Regions from separate parts of the Mus musculus genome. Here regions 1 and 3 are each linked to region 2. A link is a loop called in an ENCODE intact Hi-C map of the cell type or tissue named here. Cell type or tissue: left cerebral cortex. All regions are shown on one strand.

Region 1 (8,000 bases), 830 kb after region 2:
ACTTCTAAGGAGGGGCATAATGTCCACACTTCAGTCTTCATTCTTCTTGAGTTTCATGTGTTTAGCAAATTATATCTTATATCTTGGGTATCTTAGGTTTTGGGCTAATATCCACTTATCAGTGAGTACATATTGTGTGAGTTCCTTTGTGAATGTGTTACCTCACTCAGGATGATGCCCTCCAGGTCCATCCATTTGGCTAGGAATTTCATAAATTCATTCTTTTTAATAGCTGAGTAGTACTCCATTGTGTAGATGTACCACATTTTCTGTATCCATTCCTCTGTTGAGGGGCATCTGGGTTCCTTCCAGCTTCTGGCTATTATAAATAAGGCTGCTATGAACATAGTGGAGCATGTGTCCTTCTTACCGGTTGGGGCATCTTCTGGATATATGCCCAGGAGAGGTATTGCTGGATCCTCCGGTAGTACTATATCCAGTTTTCTGAGGAACCGCCAGACTGATTTCCATAGTGGTTGTACAAGCCTGCAATCCCACCAACAATGGAGGAGTGTTCCTCTTTCTCCACATCCACGCCAGCATCTGCTGTCACCTGAATTTTTGATCTTAGCCATTCTGACTGGTGTGAGGTGGAATCTCAGGGTTGTTTTGATTTGCATTTCCCTGATGATTAAGGATGTTGAGCATTTTTTCAGGTGCTTCTCTGCCATTCGGTATTCCTCAGGTGAGAATTCTTTGTTCAGTTCTGAGCCCCATTTTTTAATGGGGTTATTTGATTTTCTGAAGTCCACCTTCTTGAGTTCTTTATATATGTTGGATATTAGTCCCCTATCTGATTTAGGATAGGTAAAGATCCTTTCCCAATCTGTTGGTGGTCTTTTTGTCTTATTGACGGTGTCTTTTGCCTTGCAGAAACTTTGGAGTTTCATTAGGTCCCATTTGTCAATTCTCGATCTTACAGAGCAAGCCATTGCTGTTCTGTTCAGGAATTTTTCCCCTGTACCAACACCCATTCATGATAAAAGACTTGGAAAGATCAGGAATTCGAGGCCCATACCTAAACATGATAAAAGTAATCTACAGCAAACCAGTAGCCAACATCAAAGTAAATGGCGAGAAGCTGGAAGCAATCCCACTAAAATCAGGACTAGACAAGGCTGCCCACTTTGTCCCTACCTATTCAACATTGTACTTGAAGTCCTAGCCAGAGCAATTCGACAACAAAAGGAGATCAAGGGGATACAAATTGGAAAGGAAGAAGTCAAAATATCACTTTTTGCAGATGATATCATAGTATATATAAGTGACCCTAAAAATTCCAGCAGAGAACACTTAAGCCTGATAAATAGTTTCAGTGAAGTAGCTGGATATAAAATTAACTCAAACAAGTCAATGGCCTTTCTCTACACAAAGGATAAACAGGCTGAGAAAGAAATTAGAGAAACAACACCCTTCACAATAGTCACAAATAATATTACCTTGGTGTGACTCTAACTAACGAAGTGAAAGATCTGTATGATAAGAACTTCAAGTCTCTGAAGAAAGAAATTAAAGATCTCAGAACATGGAAAGATCTCCCATGCTCATGGATTGGCAGGATCAGTATAGTAAAAATGGCTATCTTGACAAAAGCAATCTCCAGATTCAATGCAATCCCCATCAAATTTCCAACTCACTTCTTCAATGAATTAGAAAGGGAAATCTGCAAATTCATCTGGAATAACAAAAAACCTAGGATAGCAAAAACTCTTCTCAATGATAAAAGAACCTCTGGTGGAATCACCATGCCTGACTTAAAGCTGTACTACAGAGCAATAGTGATAAAAAATGCATGGTAGTGGTATAGCGACAGATAAGTAGGCCAATGAAATAGAATTGAGGACCCAGAAATGAACCCACACACCTATGGTCACTTGATCTTTGACAATGGAGCAAAAACCATCCAGTGGGGGAAAAAACAGCATTTTCAACAAATGGTCCTGGCACAACTGGTGGTTATCATGTAGAAGAATGTGAATTCATCCATTCCTATCTCTTTGTACTAAGGCCAACTCTAAGTGGATCAAGGAACTGCACATGACACCAGAGACAGTGAAATTTATAGAGGAGAAAGTGGGGAAAAGCCTCAAAGATATGGGCACGGGAAAAATTCCTATATAGAACAGCAGTGGCTTGTGCTAAGATTGAGAATTGACAAATGGGACCTCACAAAATTGCAAAGCTTCTGTAAGGCAAAAACACTGTCAATAAGACAAAAGGCCACCAATAGATTGGGAAAGGATTTTTACCTATCCTAAATCAGACAGGAGACTAATATCCAATATATATAAAGAACTCAAGAAGGTGGACTGTAGAAAATCAAATAACCCCATTAAAAAATGGGGCTCAGAGCTAAACAAAGAATTCTCACCTGAGGAATACCGAATGGCAGAGCAGCACCTGAAAAAAATGTTCAGCATCCTTAATCATCAGGGAAACACAAATCAAAGCAACCCTGAGATTCCACCTCACACCAGTCAGAATGGCTAAGATCAAAAATTCAGGTGACAGCAGATGCTGGCAAGGATATGGACAAAGAGGAATACTCCTCCATTGTTGATAGGATTGCAAGCTTGTACAACCACTCTGGAAATCAGTCTGGCCGTTCCTCAGAAAATTAGACATAGTACTACCCGAGGATCCAGCAATACCTCTCCTGGGCATATATCTAGAAGATGGAAGTGGTAAGAAGGACACATGCTCCACTATGTTTATAGCAGACTTATTTATAATAGTCAGAAGCTGGAAAGAACCCAGATGTCCCACAACAGAGGAATGAATACAGAAAATGTGGTAAATTTATACAATGGAATACTACTCAGCTATTAAAAACAATGGATTTATGAAATTCCTAGGCAAATGTTTGGACCTGGAGGGCATCAACCTGAGTGAGCTAACCCAATCACAAAGGAACTCATATGATATGTACTCACTGATAAGTGGATATTAGCCCAGAAATTTAGAATACCCAAGATATAAGATACAATTTGTGAAACACATGAAACTCAAGAAGAACAAAGAGCAAAGTGTGGACACTTTGCTCCTTCTTAGAATTGAGAACAAAACACCCATGGAAGGAGTTACAGAGACAAAGTTTGGAGCTGAGATGTAAGGATGGACCATCTAGAGACTGCCATACCAAGGGATCCATCCCATAATCAGCCTCCAAACGCTGACACCATTGCATACACTAGCAAGATTTTGCTGAAAGGACCCTGATATAGCTGTCTCTTGCAAGGCTATGCCGGGGCCTAGCAAACACAGAAGTGGATGCTCACAGTCAGCCATTGGATGGATCATAGGGCCCCCAATGGAGGAGTTAGAGATAGTACCCAACGAACTAAGGGGTCTGTAACCCTATAGGTGGAACAATAATATGAACTAACCAGTACCTCCCAGAGCTCATGTCTCTAGTTGCATATGTATCAGAAGATGGCCTAGTCAGCCATCATTGGAAAGAGAAGCCCATTCGTCTTGTAAACTTCATATGCCTCAGTACAGGGGAATGCCACGGCCAAAAGTAGGAGTGGGTGGGTAGGGCAGTGGGGTGCTGGAGGGTATGGGGGACTTTTGGGATAGCATTGGAAATGTAAATGAAGAAAATACCTAATAAAATTATATACAAACAAAAAATATATAGGAAATAATTCCAATGAAAAGCAAATAATGATTATAAACTGATAAACATGGCTGAAATTATTGTGCAGCAAAACTAATATCTTTAAAGGGAAACACAATTTTGTATCAGTTTAATATGTTTATGAATGTTTTATTAAAAATAAAACCCACATTAAATTCAGCATTCAATCCATTGAAAAATATATGACTCGGTGATACTTATCATATTGGCAATCTGCTACATGATCAGCAACATCTGTCTCTATAACTTTTCAATTTTTTAAAACTGAAGACATGTCATCTTCAGACATGTCTGTATCTTCTATTTTTAGTTCTTGGTAACCACCATCCTATTTTCTACATATATGACTACTGGAGGTATCTCATAAGTGAATAAAATAATATTTGTTGATTTATTACTGGCTTGTTTTACTCAACATAATGTTCTCAAAGTTGATACATATTGTATCAAGCATCAGAATTACCTCAATCTAGCTAAACAACTTTCCATTCTCTATGTGTGCCACATGGTTTGCTTATTTGTTTATTACTATTTAAGTATTGGGTTTCCTCCATGTTTTAATTGCTATGAGTAATTATACTATCAACACAGGTATAAAGATATCTCTCAGAGACTGTACATTCTCAGAACTGAAATTTCTGGATCATATGGTAGTTCTTTTTTCAAATTTTTAAGACCCAATAATACTGTTTTCCTCTTCAGACATAGCATTTCATAAATTCACCAACAGACTGCGTATTGTTCTGGTTTCTTTATCCACATACTTTGTTCTCCATGGTGGTCATCATAAATAAAATTAAATTTAACAGTAGAGTACTAATGATGTGTTAGCTCATTCAAGAAAAAGAGAGAAATGATTTTTAAAACATGATTCGAGATTGAAAGAAACAGAAAAAAAGCATAAATTTTGAAGTGATTGAGGCAGTCATAAAAATATATACAAAACTTTCTGACGAGACATTTGAAAGTCTAGAGGAAATGGATTATTTCCCAGAAAAATATGGATTGCCAAAATTCACCCAAGAAGAAAGGGGAAACTTAAATACACCAGTTACCATAAAAGAGTTTAGAAAAAGATGCTTAAAGATCTATCATTGAAAAAGGCAGTGGGAACAGATGGCCACCCAGCTGAGGTTTATGTAACATGCATTTTATATAACCTTTAAGAAAGAGAGCTGTTCAAAGTTAAATTATTTCAGGCCTTAGGGGAAAAAAGATAAAAGACTTCCCCAGTTCATTTTACAAAGGCAATATAACATTCAAAATAGGAAAATTGAACAATAAAAGATGATTATAAAAAGATGTTGTTCATGAACAAAGATGAAAATACATTAAAATGTGAGTAACTATGTTATGGCCATGTTCCTTTTATGTGTTTTGTTGTTGTCACATAAGTAACATATTCAATGGATGATTTTGTGTCAAAAAATAACAGAAATGAAGTAAAGACAAAGGCACTCTACCATGGCCTCATGAAGCTTTCTGTCTAGCATGAGGAATATGAGAGTGAAAGAGGTAAACACACACTTGATACATCAGATGATGATTCAGCAAAAAGAGAAAACTGAGCAGAGATATAGATAGGTGCTAAGAGGAAAGTTAGCCACTTTGGATTACGTATACCTTTTATCAGAGAATTTGCTCTGCTAGTATGGAGGCTGGAGCAGACCAGAGAGCACTGTTTGGGATTAATGCAGAGTAGATAACACAAGAAACCAGTGAAGAATGCCATAAGGTACCAGGACCACAGTGCACCTGCTGCAAAGCAAGATCAGAAGAAGGCAGGGAAATACAGAGAAAGAAAATAGTGCTGAGATCATGCAGGGCATTAAGTAAAACAATGAGTCTCCCATGAAAGAGGAGTGCAGCACTTTTAACATGGAGCTGGAGTTATTTAACTTCTGTCTCAGAAGTTAAAATGGCTCTGACCAGTAGAGTGAGACTGAAGTACAGAAACCAAATGGGGGTGTTTTCTGGTGCCTAACATAGGGCTTCAGATGCCTTGGATAGCAATAGTGACAGTGAAAGTGTTAGGAAATGCTGAGGAGGTGTGTGTGTGTGTCTAATTGTGTTTGTGTGTGTGTTTCTGTATGTATATCTGTCTGAATGAGTGTATTTGTGTGTGTATAATTGTGTTTGCGTGTGTGTATTTGTGTGTGTATGTTGGTATATATGTGTGTGTTTGTGTGTGCATATGTGTATATGTTTCTATATGTGTGTGTGTTTGTGTATGTATCTGTGCGTATGAGTGTGGTTTTGTGTATATATGTGCACATATATATGTATGTATATGTGTGTGTGAATGTGTGTATGTGTGTTTGTGTGTGCATATGTTTACATATACCTGTGTATGTGTATGTTTGTGTGTAAGTATAATATATGTGTGTTTGTTTGTGTTTGTATGTGTATGTGTGCATGTGTGTATGTGTGTTCGTATATGTATATATGTGTAGGTTTATCTGTGTATGTGTCTGTATTTGTGTGTATGTGTGTGTGTGTATGTGTAAGTATGTTTGTATGTATTTATGTATGTGCAAATATGATGTGTGTGTTTGTGTGTGTATGTGTGTATATGTGTGTCTCTATGTATGTGCACATATTTATTTAAATGTGTGTACATTATTATATATGTTAAAAATATATAAAGTGTTTATATGTGAAATATGGAAATTCATATATATGTATGTGTTAAATATAAACATGCATTTAAGATAGATTGGAAAAGGGAAAGGGCTGTGGAAATAAAATATAATTGGTGATGAGATTTGCAAATTTAGCTAAGATTTGCTCTTTTTTTTCTTTCATCTTCAGTCTAACAGATGTGGGCATGGAGTGGAAGAAAGATTAATCATTATTTGGTCATGTAAAATCCATTATGTAAGGACAAAAATCAAACAGATATAAAAGTTTATTAAGAGAGATGTTTAATAAAGCTCCCTTTAGACATTCTTCTTTATAGTTTTCTTTTTTAAAATGAAAATTGCTGGCTTGCTTTGCTAATTTATTTTTCTATATGCTAAAGTGAAAACTCTGTTTTAATTGAAATCAGAACTGGATATGTATTTGTACTTTTATGTCTTAATCTAATAATGCCTTCAACAACCAAGCCTTTGTAATGAGATACATAATTTAATAAATTGGACAAAGTTCTGAGAAGATAAAAATATCTCCTTTTCAGGACATAAGTTTCTAACTAGAAAGCTCAGGAGGATATAAACTACTGGAGTTAAGACAAAAATTCATTAAGGTGAACAGAAAGAAGGCAAATGCACAAAATCTGAGGTTTGCTCTTAATAATGAGAGAATGAAGTGAGAAATAATAGTGAGAATGGTATGTAACTTTAAGATATAGATTTCATGAGAAGGAAACTATATATTTGAGCAAAATACTGCTTTGTTAAGGAATATAACATATCAAACAATAGAAAGTCATAACAGATTAGAAGGACACTGTTTTTTAAAACAACTTTAATGTGCATAATTATTATATAAAATTTCACATAAAATTATATTATATAACATTCATATTAAATGCATGTATACAAATAGCAAAAATAATCTTCTGATATATAGTAAGTAAAATCTTCTGAATATTGTGATTAGGAATGAGTGACTTGACTTACCATACATCAGAAGAAATAGGAATCCATAAAAATTAATATACTTTTGGCATGGAGGTGTTCATATATGTCCATAGTCACAGCTGCAACAGAAGGTTCACAAGCTTAAAGTCTGTTTTAGTTACATAGGGTCCCTAAGCCAGCCTGGGAAATTGAAAGAGGATGTGCCTCAAAATACTTAAGAAGGGAGAGGTTCTGTGGATGTCTGTTAATCGTAGAGTGCTCAACCTAATATATACACAGCCAGTCCCTCATATTAGAAAAAATGAAGAGCTGTTAGACTAATACATAATAAAGACAGCATTTCTATTAAGGAAGAAAAGGACTCTTAAATTAACAGAACAGGGAAATGTAGACATGTATGTTTGTAAAGATGTAACATGAATACCAAATGATTAAACACTCATTAAATTAGATGTTAGCATCATTTTAGAAGAGAATTTTGGTCTTGTGAAGATCATATGCCCCAGTACAGGGGAATGCCAGGGCCAGAAAGCAGGAGTGGGTGGGTTGGAGAGCATGGTAGGGGACGGTATATGGGGGGGCTTTGGGGATAGCATTTGAAATGTAAATGAAGAAAATATCTAGTTAAAAAAAAGCCCCCCCCCCAAAAAAGAAGAGAATCTAAAGAAAACACAAACCCGAAGGAACTTAGAACTACATCTCTATAGATGATAGGAAGATACTTTACTAGATCTAGGTTAGACATCTATTGGGTTCCAGGGCAATTGCTGCATTCA
Region 2 (8,000 bases):
AATTTCCTTAAATTAATAAAAACAAACAAACAAACAAGCAAAAAACAAAACAAACCCCAAACCCCCACGTTTTGGCAACTGACATCTGTGGCTTTGTCCTAGTCCTGTAAGCGTCTTTTAATAGAAGTGACTAAGGATATTGCTTTCCTGTGCTTTTATCAAAGGTCATGTTGGACTTGTTTTGCTTTTTTTATTTTTCCCATAAAAATCCTAAAGCTGTAAAAGTGCCCATTATCCATTGTTCCTACTCGCTTCCATTCCCGTGTCGCTTTGTTTGGCTGAATGTCCATCTATGACAACGATAGGCGTTCATAGTGTTCCCCTTAGTCAGTTAAGGAACACTGCATAGCTGTGTACTGAGGAGCACTTTATTATTGCCCCATATGGTTCCAAGGGGAAGTTAGAGTACAATATGACTCACCGACGGGAAACTCAAAAAAAAAAAAAAATCCCAGCCGAGCGAGCGAGAGGGAGAGGGAGAGGGAGAGGGAGAGGGAGAGGGAGAGGGAAGAGGGGAGAAGAGGGGAGAAGAGGGGAGAAGAGGGGAGAAGAGGGGAGAAGAGGGGAGAAGAGGGGAGAAGAAGAGGGGAGAAGAAGACGGGAGAAGAAGAGGGGAGAAGAAGAGGGGAGAGGGGAGAGGGGAGAGGGAGAGGGAGAGGACAACAACAAAATTGCTGGGTTTGAGTCAAGAGTGTGTCTTCCTGACACTTGTTGTTTATTGATTCCAGAGCCTAGCAAAGAGGTTTTATGCCTTCAGGAAGAAATCATAAAATAATGCTTAAGGGTGTCTAAATATCAGAGTTAATGTAAAAATGTTTTTATTGGGCAGATTTACTCATGTTTGAGAAAACATTTTAAGTTCTCCAACAGGAAATAGACATGTCTAATTTCTCAACAATAAGGAAGGGGAACCTTCAAAAATGTAATAATGTATTTTACGTGTTCTCCCCCCTCCTCCCATTTTCCTGACCAGATTTTATTTCTTCAGTTAAATAATTCTAGCCAAAATGAAATCAAACCAGTGAACAAACAAACAAACGTCTGGAAAAACAAACACTACAAAAAGAGGTAGGAGGAGTCCCTAAGAATGGATAACATCCCGCTTGGAAACAACCAATGTGCTTATATTGGTCTTCTGCACTCTTATCCTGAGCTTCAGACAGCTATAAATATTTTGAAGTTCATACAGGATCCATGACTGACTTCAGAGTAAATTCCAGGCTCCATATTTTAAAGTTATATATTAAAACATCTAGCATTCTCAAGTACTTTTTAATGCTATGGCATCCTCAATAGTCCATATTTTTCAAATGGATTGATACATAAATTTGAAACATGACTTCATTTTATTGATATATGAGTTTTAATTTATATTTCAACTAATACACAAAATATTACAGTACTCAATTTTGTGGACTAGTTAACTAACATTAGCATCATTTATTATTAGTTTATACTATTTGGAAAATGAAAGAAAAGAAATATTGTTGGTAAAGAGGCAATTTATGAAATATGTGTTTATTAAGTCAGCAGTTAGGATTATAATTTTAAAAATAATAACATTAAACAATATCAAAGTTATATGTATTATTACACAAATAATTCCCTGCTTTGATTTATTGGGAGTTTCTAAATGGCACCTTCTTTGTTGTGCATTTTTCTTAACACTCCATTAAAATAAATAGTGTCCTAGTCAAAAGGTACCCTTCAGGTCAGTTAAGAATTTTATACTGGTTTGCAGAAAGAACTGAATTACCGTTTGTAACTGGTGGTGGCCGTTTGTAACTATCTGAACTTCATATGGTTTAAAGGCCTTTGAAATAATCAAGAAATTGACAGTTTTCATAAAAAATGAGAGGGAATTATTTGGAGAATACAGTATATGTTTTATTTTTGCCTTTATTATATATATATATATATATATATATATATATATATATATATATATATGTATATATATATATATATAATGATCTGCTAATTTTGAAATAAACTTAAAAATAATGTAAAGCCTGAGGTGTATTACTCCCTCCCTCATTTTTGAAAGAAAGATGTAAACATCTAGCAAGCATAATTCTGAGTCTCTGTGGTCACATTGTCAGTCAGTGACCTTAAAGATAGAACTGAGAAAGTGGGAATGATATTTGAATGGGGAGGATTTTAAAGGGGATTTCTGTACACTATAAAGTTGACTATTATTTTTAAGTCAACATAAGAACAGATTCCAAAGGATCAGTGTGATTACATTTTGAATAAAAATATTATCGCTGATAAATTTATGTCTTTGCATGTTTGACTATAGTAAATTTGTATTTAAAATTTTATTTAGCATTTTATAATTTGTCCACACTTAGATTGGTTCTTGAAAATTCCCTTTGGTTTCATGCTATGTGAGAATAAAAAAGATTAACTGGGTTATCTGATGGGTTTCCAGTGTCTTCCTGTTCACTGACTTTTTTAATAGACATGGCTTCTATAGCCCTTAGCAGGATTTGATTGCGCCCTTATTGATATTTTGATTGTTTTCCCTGGTCAGCCTTAATATGTTAAACCTCTTGAGATCTGGGCCAAGGTGATTGTCCTGTGGATACACTCATGCTTGACTGTAAATATTTACCCCACCCATTAAATTCATATAAACTCGAAAGCAACCAAAAGAGGAACATAGTCAACCCAGCCACTCAACTAGAGCTGGAGAAATGGAAATGAGTATTTGTTAGTTTTTGGAAGCACTGGGTTATTTGGTTATTGTTGTTGACTTCAGAAACAAAATGGTATTTAGCCCCAGAAGGGAATATACATCATATTCAGGGGGTTCCTGTAGTGAATTTATTTGTGACTGATAATTATTGCTTTATTTTATATCCATGTACCAATGTACTACTGTTTCTAAGTAGAGGTAGATGGAAGGGAGTGTGGAGACAAAGGAAATGATGGGATTGGGGTTGGCAATCCAAACTGCACCACTATATTCATACTAATGAAGTATTTCATAGAAGCTAAAAGGGATTTGCATTTTCTGAAGCATAGCCTTGCCATCCTTGTAAAGACATCACCAATGGTCCAGGTCTCAGAGGGAGTTTCAACTCCCAAGGCTCCCATTCTCATGAAGATCCTTAACTGTTTTCACAAAGCTCTGTCATGGACCTGTTAGCCATTCTTCATGGGATGTATTAAATAAGGATTCATTTAAAAAAAAAATTTGCTTACAGTCATGACCACAGTGTATATCAGCAGTTTAGCTGTTTAGTTTCATGATTGTTTCCAAACACTGCATATGGTTATGTAACATTTGTAGAATTGTCCTCTGTGTCCTAATTCAAGGACAGATTTTTGATTCCAGAATTTATCGATATCTTTACTCTTCTCAAGTCACTTTCAGCTGACCGTGGAACATGTTCTGAGGTAGCAATTCTGCAAACTTGATGAAGTGGACCTTCCCCAAAACTTGCTGTTTATTTTCAGTGATTGGTAATGGGAGAATAAGGGTATGTTTTTTCAATATTAGAATTATTTAAAGTCACCAAAACTATGTGCCCCTTTTATTTACCCTAAAAGAGACACATTTCTTCTCCCTTTCCATAGACACAAAACACCATTCCCTGTGTATCCTGACAGTTCAAAGAGATGCACAATGTCAAATAAAGAACTATGCTTTTTAATTATCTCTTTGATGTTATACCAAAAAAATGCATTCTTTTTTTTTTTTTTTTATGGAAAGGAATTTCCTTTGTTCTTTGTTCATTAATGTACTTGTATTCATCACAACTTTGACTCAAATCATCCCTTTCAGAAAAGCACTTGCGTTGCTTCCTGCTCCTTGGCAGGATGGAATCATGCATATGTATGACACATCACAAAGTGTCATTTTGGGAAAGACTCTGTTAGCATGCCTATGGGAAAAAGTATGGTTAGATGATTGTAGCCAGGGAAGCCGCTTCATTTTGCAGCTTTTAGCTTCCTGGAGTGAGACTTGAGTTGGGGGTGGGAGGTTCCATTTTAAATACTAGTTGTCAGCGTCCAAATGATCCATTTTTTTATACCAAAAAATCCAAAGTGGTATGCGTTTAAAAAAGAAAAATTCTGTACCTCATTAAAACACGTGAAAAGACGAATAATGCATGTGATGTAAAGCTCACAACTTCACATTATTTTTTAAAGAATCATAGTTATTGGCATTTATGCTCACCTTACATGAGGTTCAGAAAGCATTTTTGAAAGCCTTGCCAGAGAGAGAGAGAGAGCAGGGGTAAAAATGAAACACGCTGTTAAAAATGTGAACGAGATTAGCTTCTCAATTGGATGGCTTTAGAACTGCCAGCAGATGGCGCAACAGCCCATTTTAAATTTACCTCTGACAGAAAATGTCAATCATTCCCTCTCATTGCCTATGAGTTCTTAATGGTCCTAAAATAAGAAATTATTGAAAATTAATCTTTAAAAATATAACCACGAAACATTTAATAATCGTGCTAAAGTAATTATACCACTGTTAACATAATATCTGATTCCCCCCACCCCCCCATCTTAAGGTCTTCCTGGTACAAGTCTTGCTTTAATGGCTATGAAATCTGAGATTTGTGACCTTGAACTACCTACAGTGGAGGTGCTTAGAGAGCACCTTACTTAAATACATCCATGATGGATAGAATTAGCCATATTGTTAGTTGAGTTCTCTACCAGCCACGTAATAAAAATTTGGGAGGTATGTGATCATTAATGAAAATATATGTCTATCTATGTTTATTTAGTGCATTGGTCACATTTTCTGAGACATAAGTCATTTGAGGAATGGCATTTTCAGTGAGAACATAGCTTCCTTCCGTTTGTGTTGTGTGACCTGAGAAAGACATTTTGCCAAATGTTTCCTGTCCACCCTCTAGCTATTTCTGTAGTAAAGAGAAAGAGCTGTTGTTCACACATTTAATTCAGACTGTGAAGATGTTTCCTGTAGAGTCAACCGATTTCACAGTAAAAGAAATGATTAGGAAGATATAACTTTGACAATGTTGCTAAAGGGTAATGGACGTATACTATTCACAGTGTAAGCATTCATATTGAAAATCATGCTTATATTATAGAAAGAAAGGCATAATGGGAGGTTGAGGTCAGAAGGAACATACATTCTATCAATAGTAATCACCACAGCTGATAAATTAACATGACAGAAAGTTGATGATAGCCATGGACTTCAGATAATTACCTCATCCATGAAGGTGCGGCCAGCCTCTGGAGAATAGTTAGCATATGAAATTACTAACAAGTAAGTACAATTAGTATGTTAAAATTAATTTATTTCTCATTTTTTCATGATGATAATGCCAACTATTATAAAAGTTCTCTGCCAGATTGTAAATGATAATTTCTGTTGAAAATGATTAATTAAACACCCTTCTTACGAAAGTGATGCTTTTGTTTCCTTTCTGCTGCTGTGATAAAACAATGATCAAAAGCAGTATAGAAAAGAAAAGGGTTTAATTCGTCTCGTACTTTAAAATACATCACCGAAGTAATTCCAGGCAGAAACTGAAGTCAGAACTTGAAGTAGAAATCATGGAAGAATGTTGTTTGCGGGTTTACTCACAGGCTCATGCACAGATTTTTTACACATATCAGGACCACCAGCCTAGGGAATTATGCTGCTCACAGTATTCTGGGTCCCCAATATCAATTGACCATTAAGACAAGTCCTCTAGAAAATTCCTGCATACTTTCAGCTTATCAAAGGCATTCCTCATTTAAGGCCTCTTTTCTCAAATGACTCTGAAGTTGACTATTAAAGTAACCAGGATAGGTGAGAAAAAAGAATTTCTAGAAAATCAAAATTGTTGAAGAAAAATTCTTATCTACTTTTTTTCTCTTTCTTTCCTCTTTTTTTTGGTTGTTGTTTGTTTTAATCCACAGAAAATATATGTTTTGTTGCTTTTATTTCTGTTTTTTTTTCTTTTAAAGACATATCTTATTTTTCCCAGAGTGGCCTCATAATCACTAGGCATCAGGGAGAGGGGATGGTCACATTGAACCCTTTATTCTTTATGTCCTAAACACTGAAGATCCAGTACTTAACCCAAACCACACAATGGCTAATGGTTTTTGTCATCCAGTAAAATTGGAGTGGCATTTTAACATTAAACAGAGTTGCTACGTGTCATAATGAGGAATACATTTAAAAAAAAAAACACACACACACACACAACAAAGCTACATTCCTTTCATGTCCACAGAGCACTCTTACAGCTGTGACCTGGTACTCAGCCTGCATCTGTCACCTCTCAACAATAAAGTGTCCTGTACAATACCTGCAAACTTCATGGCAGTTGGCATGGCACCATTGGTGGAGAAAAGCTTCACAAGGACACCCCTAGATGAGGGCAGTTGATGGCTGCAAAGGAGAGAAAATCAGCTTTCTTCAATAATAATGCCTCAATCCTCAGTTGTCAACCCTAATGTGTGTACGGACAAGAAACAGTGGTTGGACTCAGTAGGTTATGCTGTGTGTGTGTGTGTGTGTGTGTGTGTGTGTGTGTGTGTGTGTGAGTGTGAGAGAGACAGAGAGACACAGAGACACAGAGACACAGAGCGACACAGAGAGACACAGAGACAGAGAGACAGAGAAAGAGAATTATGGGAGAAGAGATCATGAATTTGAGAGGTGATGTTTTTGAGGGATGACATAGAAGTAACTATAGGGTTAGAAATGATACTCAAATATGGCATTCTCAAATTTATATACTACACTAGAAAGTCTTGATTATGAAAATGAATTATTGTATGAAATGTATAAATATTATACTATTGTTTCCCCCGAAAATGTTTTGAAATAAAATTGCCAATATCAGAGCAATCATTTAACTAAATTTCAGTTCGCAAAAGCAGTTCATTGGGTTCTATATTTTTAATTATTTATTTATTTTTTCTTTTCTTTTATTGGATATTTTCTTTATTTACATTTCAAATGTTATCCCCTTTCCTGGTTTCCCCTCCAGAAACTCCCTATCTTACCTCTCTCCCCCTGCTTGTATGAGGGTGTTCCCCTACCTACCTACCCACCCACTTCTGGCTCCCTGCCTGGCATTCCCTTACACTGGGGCATTGAGCCTTCACAGCACCAAGGGCCCCTACATTCTTTAGAAGCAAGATCAAATGAGTAACTGCGAATATTAAGTATCATGTTTGTGGTTGATTAAAATAACCAATTATCATCATCATCATCATCATTATTTGTTGTTGTTGTTATGCCCCAGAATGTTCTAAAACGGCTATGCAACTTTTAGACTATGTTCTTTTGATCAGATAGACTGTTAACGTAGAACTGAATGTCTAGGCCCTAGTTAACTCATCAAAGTGAATGACCAAATCAGATGTTTTTTTCAGAGCCTCTGGGCTTGAACATCTGGTGACTTTATCATGTTATCACAAAGAAAGGGAGCATTAAAACATCTCAGATTTTATTTTCAGCCCCTGAGAGAATAACTGTAAAAATATGTGATTGCTTTATAGGAAAATATGAAAAAAACATGAAAAAAATTAACATTGAAAATGGTCTGCTGGAAATCACTTAATCCATGCCTATTTTGTTAGAAAATACTTAGGACTGAAATGTTAGCAAAGTTTATCTTCTCGGGAAAAATCATGACTGTTTAAACAAGAGGATTAATGTTCTAATAATTTGCAGTCTTAACTATATTTAATCAATTTTGCATATCATGTTCTCTTAGGGATAATGTTTAGATAACATGTTTTTAATGAACAAAAACTTCAGCCTGTGAGAAATTATTGACTTTCATATTTGAAATCAGTAAAATATTTTATTGATTATATTGTTTCTCTCCATGCAGAATAACTAGCATTTTTATGTCCATATATTACAACCCATAAAATCCTGCAAAATGTAGTATATCAGCCATGTTTGGTCTCAATTTTCATTCAAAACAGAAACTACTCCTGAGCGACATAAGAGTAATATGCATGTTCCTGTAGTAGGGACTCTAGCACCCAAT
Region 3 (8,000 bases), 1.5 Mb after region 2:
AAGGAAACTCAGTGAGAAAATGTAAAATGTGTTGTGAAGAAATGGCTCAATAGTGGGATACTTACCTGGCATGCACAATGCTCTAGGTTTAATTCTCCTTCCAATTAATTAATTAATTAATTAATTAATATAAAGCAATCTGTTGGTGCTGGAGAGCTGGCTCAGCAGTTTAAATCACTGGCTGTTCCTCAAGAGGACCTAGGTTAATTTCCCAGCACCTATGTGGGGTTTCTAACAACTCTGTATAACTTCAGCTCTAGTGGCTCCTACACCCTCTCCCAGACATACATGCATGACAAACAGCATTTCATCTCTCTCCCTCTCCCTCCCTCTCTCTCTCTCTCTCTCTCTAATATGTATATATATATATATATATGTATGTATATATATATATGTATATATGTATATGTATATGTATGTGTATGTGTATGTGTATGTGTATGTGTATGTGTATGTGTATGTGTATGTGTATGTGTATGTATATGTATATGTATATGTATATGTATATGTATATGTATATGTATATGTATATATATGTATATATATATATAAAAAATATACATGTGTGTGTATAAAATCTCTCTCTATCTCTATATAATAGCAATGTGTATCTCAGCTTAAATAGATTATATACAAGGCACTTCTCAAGTGGCTCACATTGGGCAAACTCCTTCATTAATATTGGTATGGCTTAAATAAGAAGTACCCTCCTCCATCAATAGCTGGTGAATTAAAGATTTTTCCCATGAGGTGACGCTATTTGGAGAGGTACTGGAAAAATTAGCAGTTAGCATTTTTCTGAAGGCAGCAAAATGCATTTGAAGCTTTCATTTGGTCCCTAGACCTGTACATTTTGTTTTGCTTTTCTCATGCCATGAAAGAAGCTCTTGCCGTCATGATGCGGTAGGTCAGAATCAACATAGCCCGTACATGGAAGCCTCAGCAACCGTGAATCACCTAAACCCTAAGATGCCTATGTGAGGTATTTCTCTGCAGGGATCAATCTCATTGACATCATTAAGTCAATATCGGTATTTCTTCCAACTGTATGAAGTCTAGTGCACAAAAGTATATGGAGTATAAATGAGACAAAGATAAAAATGACGAGGTTTGTGGTTTACTTATTTGTGGTACTGTACTTTTAATCAGTATTTGAAAGTATTTTCAATGGTTGATCCCTGAGAGACGGCTCAATGGTTAAGTGTGAGTATACCTCTTATGAGGGACTTGAATTCAGTTCCTAGAATACATGTGGGGTGGCTCATAGCTGCCTATAGGTTCCGTTCCAGGGGATCTGATGTCCACTCCTGATTTTCACAGATACCAACGTTCACGTGTGCATGTCCTCCCACATATACATGTACAATTAAAAACAAAATAAATATTTTAAAAAGTGTATTACCTATAATTAGGTATATAATATTATGTGTCCTTAGGTATAAATAAAGTTACTATAAAAGAGTGTTTGGTTTTGTCTTTCTTATTTATAGCAGAAACAGATGATAAATCTCCTGTTTCCTCCTACTTTGGCTGCATCAAGATGCTACACAGAGGGACTGACCTGCATCATTTAAGTTTTTATAAGGACACCAGAATGCTCACACAATGAAGTCACCTAATGGATTCTTTCTCACATACTATTGTTAAGCAATACATACCTGCAACTAAATTATTCCCTTCAGGTCAGCTGTGATCCATTTAAGGGGTCCCAAACAACTGACATCTATTCTCTTTCTGACTCCTGGGACAGGATTAAAATATGAATTTCAATCTTCACATTATCTTCATGCATACATTCTCTCATTTCCTGTTGGTAAAAGCACATTTTAAAATTTAACTCATGTTTATGGTTCACCACCCTATAGCTTCATCTTAATTTGCACTTGACATTTTACCAAGTTGCATTTCAAAAGGCTGAGCAGAGCCCAGAAGCCAGAAGCCAGAGGACATGTGCCAAACCCAAAGAGAGAGCATCAGTCTGGGAATAAAGAGAGTCAGTCGCGTTAAAGGTAGAATCAAAGAACCCACCCGAGGAGCAAATAACAGATTCCTTAGCACAAAATAGACTTGTGAGAAACTAATTGCTACAGATTTTATCATGCCCAAAATAAAGCATGGAGAAATATCATGAGCATACTGTAATGCATAAAATCTTGACACTCATGATAAAATACTCAAAATACACACTGGGAGGATGGAGCTTGCCTGTAATGTTAAATTCTGCAAATTATTCCAAACAGCTAGCCATATTTGTGGCATCACATTGAACTGGGTGTGAGAGGAAGAGAAGAAACAAAAATAGACATTGTTCTTCCTTTTAAAAGTAGAGCCCAGAAGGTGGGTTTGGAGCCACAGAAACACTGTGGGCGATGGTGGCCGAGAGTCATGTACAGGAGCTGCTGGAATAAAAATGGCTGAGACAAATGGCCCCGTACTGAGACACAGGAACCAGAATCTCACACCCCGTATCTCCCCAGCAAAGGTCGTCTTTGGCAATTATCACAAATGACTGTTTATTGCTCAGTAGTTTGAAGGAGGCGGAGGAAAGACTGCATTCCACAAACTGTATCTTTGGAAAGGCCAGGTTGACACTGTAATTACCAGCCTTTCTCAGATCCTGCAGAGATTTCTGAAGAATTATTTTTGCATAAACTCCTTGCTCATGGCAATTCCTGAACACATCAGTCCCCTTGCTATTATTTTCCTTGAATGAAAGACTCCTGCTGGGTTAAGAGTTTATTTTAAAGCTTGCTCAGCAGCTTCAAGTGTGGCTGTGCTCTCATAGAGCAAATCCACACTGGGGAGAAGGCTTGGTTGATAAGGTGCTTGCCTTCCAAGCAGAAAGCCCTGAGTTTGATCCCCAGAACCTGTATGAAAAAGCTGCGTGTGTGACACATGCTTGCAACCCCAGTTTAGGGGAGGTAAAAACAGGAGGAGCCTTTCTGAGGCTTGCTGGGTAGACAATAGCCTATTTCAGAACAGTGTAAAACTATGTGTCAAAGGAAAATAAAAGATGGTTGGTATTTAGCCAATGATACCTGAGACTGTCCCCTAGACTAAACACACACAGACACACACACACACACACACTGAAGGGGTGAAGAGGCAGTATGTCTATAGTAGGTTTTCCTGTCCTAGCTCAATTGTTCTCTGTTAGTCACACAGCATCCAAAGCGATGGAGTATGCACTGAAAAAATGAAGGGAGGAAACTCCACAGCCACTGAATTTCAACCAGAAGGTTATTATGCCAACAGTGAGTCCTTTGATTATATTGATCAGAAACGGAGAGGAAAGTAAGAGTAAGCCAGTGGATTTCAAAGAGAGCTTGGAGTTTGGAATGAGAGCATCCCGTTCTGAGATGAGCGTCAAGTGAAATGATGGGCTGGTATCCCTGGGCCATATTTCATTAAAATCAATCCTCTAGTCAAAAGCTTAATGAATGTGTGTGCAGAAAAGAAAAAAGGAATATAAGAATTTAGGAAAATAGTGGAATTCTTCTGTGATTTCAATAGGGAAAGCAGAATGCAGACTTGGTCTGTGTAAGACATCTGGTACAGTTGACTTTATACCTGGGAAGCCACTCCTGTCTCCTTCTCCCAAAAGTTCTATATAGCCATATACTAGGGAGAAAAGGGCCAGTGGTTTGGAATGAACTAGACCCGGGAGTTTAGTTGGGGATATTTCTGTTTCACTTTCAAAGTTGTTATAAAGAAAATCAGTTCTAGTCTGAGACCCTTCTAGGATATTTCTTTAGAGGTGTCATGGTGCCCAAAATGTTTCCTTTCTCTCTAGCCTGCATGAGAAAAGGACCTTGGGCACACAGTGTGGTGTTAACAGGCAGCTCCATGGTTTCACAGATTCCTGGTCCAAACCATTTACACAGAGAGAGACTCATGTGCACACATATACACAGATGAATAAACACAATGCCATGTATGAACACACATGTGTGCTCACATACATAAACACACACACGTGTATGTGTTTGCACACAAGTTACACCCAAACCTATTTTTAAAAATAAGAACAAGAGTTCATTGGTTATGTAATATTGAGGACTGAACACAGACCCTGGCACATGCTAGGCAGGTACTCTACCACTGAGCTACACCCAGGATCTCACTAATTCTTCATATTGGCTTTTTTTTTTTTTTACACTCACAATTATTTGCTTCCAAGTGACTGTGTCTCTCATTTCCTGGTCTCATAGGCCTATCTGACTGGCCCATGGTAAAAGACCCATAAAAATTTGAAGCTACTGGATGAGTATCCACTATTACCTTTAGTCACTTTGCCATGGAAATTTCTGGGATAGTGGAAAGGAATGCAAAAGCAAATGATGCAGGAAAATACACCATCAGTAAATACACCACAGTAAACACACCATCAGTAAGCACCACAAGCCATTGTTTCCCTGTGCAAGGTCTGACTCAACTGCTTACTTAGTGCAGCACAGCTAAGTTAGATCCAAATTCTGTACACTGGCCTTGGTTATATGGGGTGACTTCTTCTATTTTTTTTTTAAATAAATGTAGCATCACAACAGTCCCCGTAGTTAGATATTTGGAAGACTGAAAGTTTACTGAAAGTTTTCTTCCCTCTTGACAATAATATAATACAAATGGTCTCAAACGTGTGCTGTGATGTTTCAATAAGACATCTCTGCCATCAGTTTGTTTGTTTTGTTTTGTTTTGTTTTGTTTTGTTTTGTTTTGTTTTAACCACACATAGTAATTCATGGCAGGCTTTTCTAGTTTGTGGGTATGATTACAAATTTTATGCAAAAAACATGACAGGTTGCTACAGGTTGCAGAATTACACAGACAAGGCGTGAGTATGCCTTTCAGGTTGATGCTTGCTAGAGACTAAGAAGCAGGTGACAGCAAGAAGTCCAAACCTCCTCCCACATGTCTGCCTCTCCAGCCATGATCCAGTGAACACGCAGCTCGCACACTGCCTTATGCTGCTGACTTTGCAGGGGAAGCAGCACAAGTCACCTTTTCTCCTTCTCACCATTGCTATTTTCCATACACACTGGGAGATGATATAGATCATCATTCTTCAATGCAACTTGTGAAATGAGAGGAAGTTCTCCACTTGAGTCTTCTTCAAATTGTGTCCAAGAATAAACTGAGCTACAATCTCTCACAGAAGATAAGATGAGGAATAAAGTCCTCTTGGTCTAGGCTGCTACAGGATGTCTGTCATTTCTACCCCAACTACTGTTTCAAGGGATTTACACATATGTCTATAATTCTGTCATTACAAACAGTGACACTTGTTTGTTCTATTGTTATGTATATTAACACTGTTGCAGACTGAATGTTGACCTTTGCTCTGCATTCATACATTGAAACTCAACCTCCCATGGGCCAAGAATGTGGAGACAGGCGCTTTAAAAAAGTGACTTTTTAAAAAGTTGGGTGAACTCTAACCTTATGCAGTGGGTAGTCATAGAAGAAGAGGAGCTTCGGAGCAAGTTAGCTAGCTCAAAACGAAAAGCACTTACTGCCAAGCTGGATAACCCAAGTCCAATCTCTGGAAACCACCTGATGGACAGAGAGAACTGTGCTCTTACGTTGTGCTCTGGCTTCTATATGCTCACCAGGCCATGCACACACCTACCCTACCTCCCACAAATAAAGAAATTTAAATATTTTAAGGAGATTAAGATACATATATTCAATGCCAGACAGTGGCACCACATGCCTTCACTTCCAGCAATTGGGAGGCAGAGGAAGGAAGAACTCTGTAAGGCTGATCTAGGGCTACATGGAAAAACTGTGTCTTTACAAACAAACAAACAAACAAACAAAGACACACACATTCCCAGAAGGAAGCCTTTGTGATAACAAAGAAAAATATGAATGGAGACAAGTCCAAGAAAACCAAGCCTGCTGACACCTTGTACTTAGATTTCTAGCCTTAAGCATTCTCCGAACATAAACATAAGTAATATGTCAGCTTCATAAAGGACTCTGAGTACCCTGCTTTATCTTCTTAAACACCTAGGTATTGGTCAGTACCAGGTTGGTAAGCATGGATGGGCATCTAGCTTAATCCAGGAAGTATTTTCTGTAATTTTGTAGTAAAGGATAGGTCACTGTGAAATGCTTACATCAAAGCTCAACTTTTTACAGTTCTTGTTACTGCATATGGGGGCTGAAACAGTATATGACTTAGATTGCGTCTTCAGAGTGAGAATTTATGTTTCAAAGCCACCTGCTAAGAAGCTGTCATTATGTTATTTTAGAGCATATCATATATGCATATGGTACATATTATTATACTTCATACACTAGTAATTGGAGGCTCACTTTCTAGATCTCATGACCAGTTATAACCAATTAGATTTGTCTTTGCACCTGAATATGTTCAGGCCTCATTCTTGAAATGGTAAGATTTTACATCTAGATTCTAGACTGCAAAAAACAAACTCATATATGTAAATACATTTTATTGTATATTTTGGGCCACTGAATGACATATAAGGCTTTTCAATATATGTTTCAGAAATCTCATAACAGGTTGGAAGCAGTGGTTGTTCTCAGCCTTCTGCCGGTCTTACTAAAGGAATGAAGAAGCGGCTCCACCAGCAAGATACTCTCAACTCTGGCGAGTATGACTTCTTATGTTTTATACTCCACAGGACTCATCCACGGCTTCTGTTTCTCATTTATGTTCTTTCTCTGTCATGACCACAAAAGGCAGGGGTTTTTGACTCCTTTGTTTAATAATGTGTCTCATAAAAATCAAGAACAGCAACCGAGTCATGGCAGAGCAATACATTTTGTTGCACATGTTAGAGATTTAAGTGTTACTCCACATGTGACACTGTCCTAAATCCAGTGGATGGCGATGTGAGAAATATACAGTCCCCAGCCTTGGAAAGGCTTGTTATGACTCAATGGGTAAAAGCAATTGCCACCAACTTTGATGATCTGAATTCAATCCCTAGGACCTGCATGATAAAAAACCAGAATTGGCTTTCTTATTTTTTTGTCTAATCTCCACTTATGACAATTTTTTTTCTAAAGAAAGCCTACTGTGCAGAATGATAGGAAAGAGCAAGAGTTTGACTGCAAATGATTTTCTACATTCTTTGAGAAGAGAGAGATATAGAAGAAAAGTGAAAAAGAAATAAGGAAATATATCTCAGGAAACAAAAGGAAGAGAATCAAAATTAAATGAATACATACAAACTGTTGACTTGTTCACAAGCTGGCTTGATCATGCCACAGAGGATTCTGGGCCTAGGGAATGGTGCTACCCCAAATAGGTAAGTTCTTCTTACACCAGTCAACAGCAACAATTCCTCCCAGATATGACAGCAGGCCAACCCAAGGCAACATCACATTGAGACTCTTCACAGATGAGTCTAGGTTGTGTGAAGTTGACATTCTAACCATCACAGATAACATTTACATTTGTATATTTTTCTTTTATTTCTCTTTATTTCATTTATTTCTTTATATCTCCAGATTCCAGTATGATGCTAGATTTAATGAATATGTCATCAGAGTTAGATAACCATTCTTTTAAAATCCAAGGTGTCCTTCACTAACTGTTCTCCATTTCTGATCTACTTAAATTGTTTTTGTTTTTGTTTTTGTTTTTTTACCAAGGTTAAAATAGTAAAGGTTTTGGCATTTGAAAAGAGGACTGAGTAGAAAATTTAATGCTTAGCCTGAAAGGATCTTACACGCGTTCTCGCAACCGGCCAGGAAGAACGCAACAAACCGGAATCTTCTGCGGCAAAAGCTTTATTGCTTACATCTTCAGGAGCCAGAGAGCAAGAGAGCAAGAGAGCAAGAGCAAGAGCTCTATTGCTTACATCTTTAGGAGCCAGAGCGCAAGAGTGCAAGAGTGCAAGAGCAAAGGCAAGAGAGCAAGAGAATGGCGAAACCCCATCCCTTTTAAGGAGAATTATCCTCCGCCTAGGACGTGTCACTCCCTGATTGGCTGCAGCCCATCGGCCGAGTTGTCGTCATGGGGAAGG

Evidence for each region. A loop is a pair of places that touch in the nucleus more often than their neighbours do. Peaks named below come from ENCODE experiments on the same cell type or tissue, not always from the same donor. Only the 100,000 strongest peaks of a DNase experiment are listed, where the experiment ranks them.
Region 1: it touches region 2 in a loop (20-fold over the local background); 3 of 42 quality-filtered maps call a loop at or near these places.
Region 3: it touches region 2 in a loop (4-fold over the local background); 4 of 42 quality-filtered maps call a loop at or near these places.

The regions. Positions count from the first base shown.
Region 1 is chr13:5,487,723-5,495,722 of GRCm38, forward strand. No RefSeq gene overlaps it. Among named protein-coding and RNA genes, the nearest start is that of Gm40660, 36 kb to the left of the region's middle. In left cerebral cortex, no CTCF peak of the experiment used is centred here; DNase peaks (open chromatin) are centred at 4,753, 5,256 and 5,426; H3K27ac peaks cover 3,060 bases.
Region 2 is chr13:4,662,654-4,670,653 of GRCm38, forward strand. No RefSeq gene overlaps it. Among named protein-coding and RNA genes, the nearest start is that of Akr1e1, 57 kb to the left of the region's middle. In left cerebral cortex, a CTCF peak has its summit at 4,322 (motif pointing right); DNase peaks (open chromatin) are centred at 333, 3,486, 3,910, 4,262 and 1 more place; H3K4me3 peaks cover 919 bases; H3K27ac peaks cover 1,103 bases.
Region 3 is chr13:6,176,507-6,184,506 of GRCm38, forward strand. No RefSeq gene overlaps it. Among named protein-coding and RNA genes, the nearest start is that of Gm35615, 110 kb to the right of the region's middle. In left cerebral cortex, no CTCF peak of the experiment used is centred here; DNase peaks (open chromatin) are centred at 2,013, 2,304 and 5,000; H3K27ac peaks cover 1,381 bases.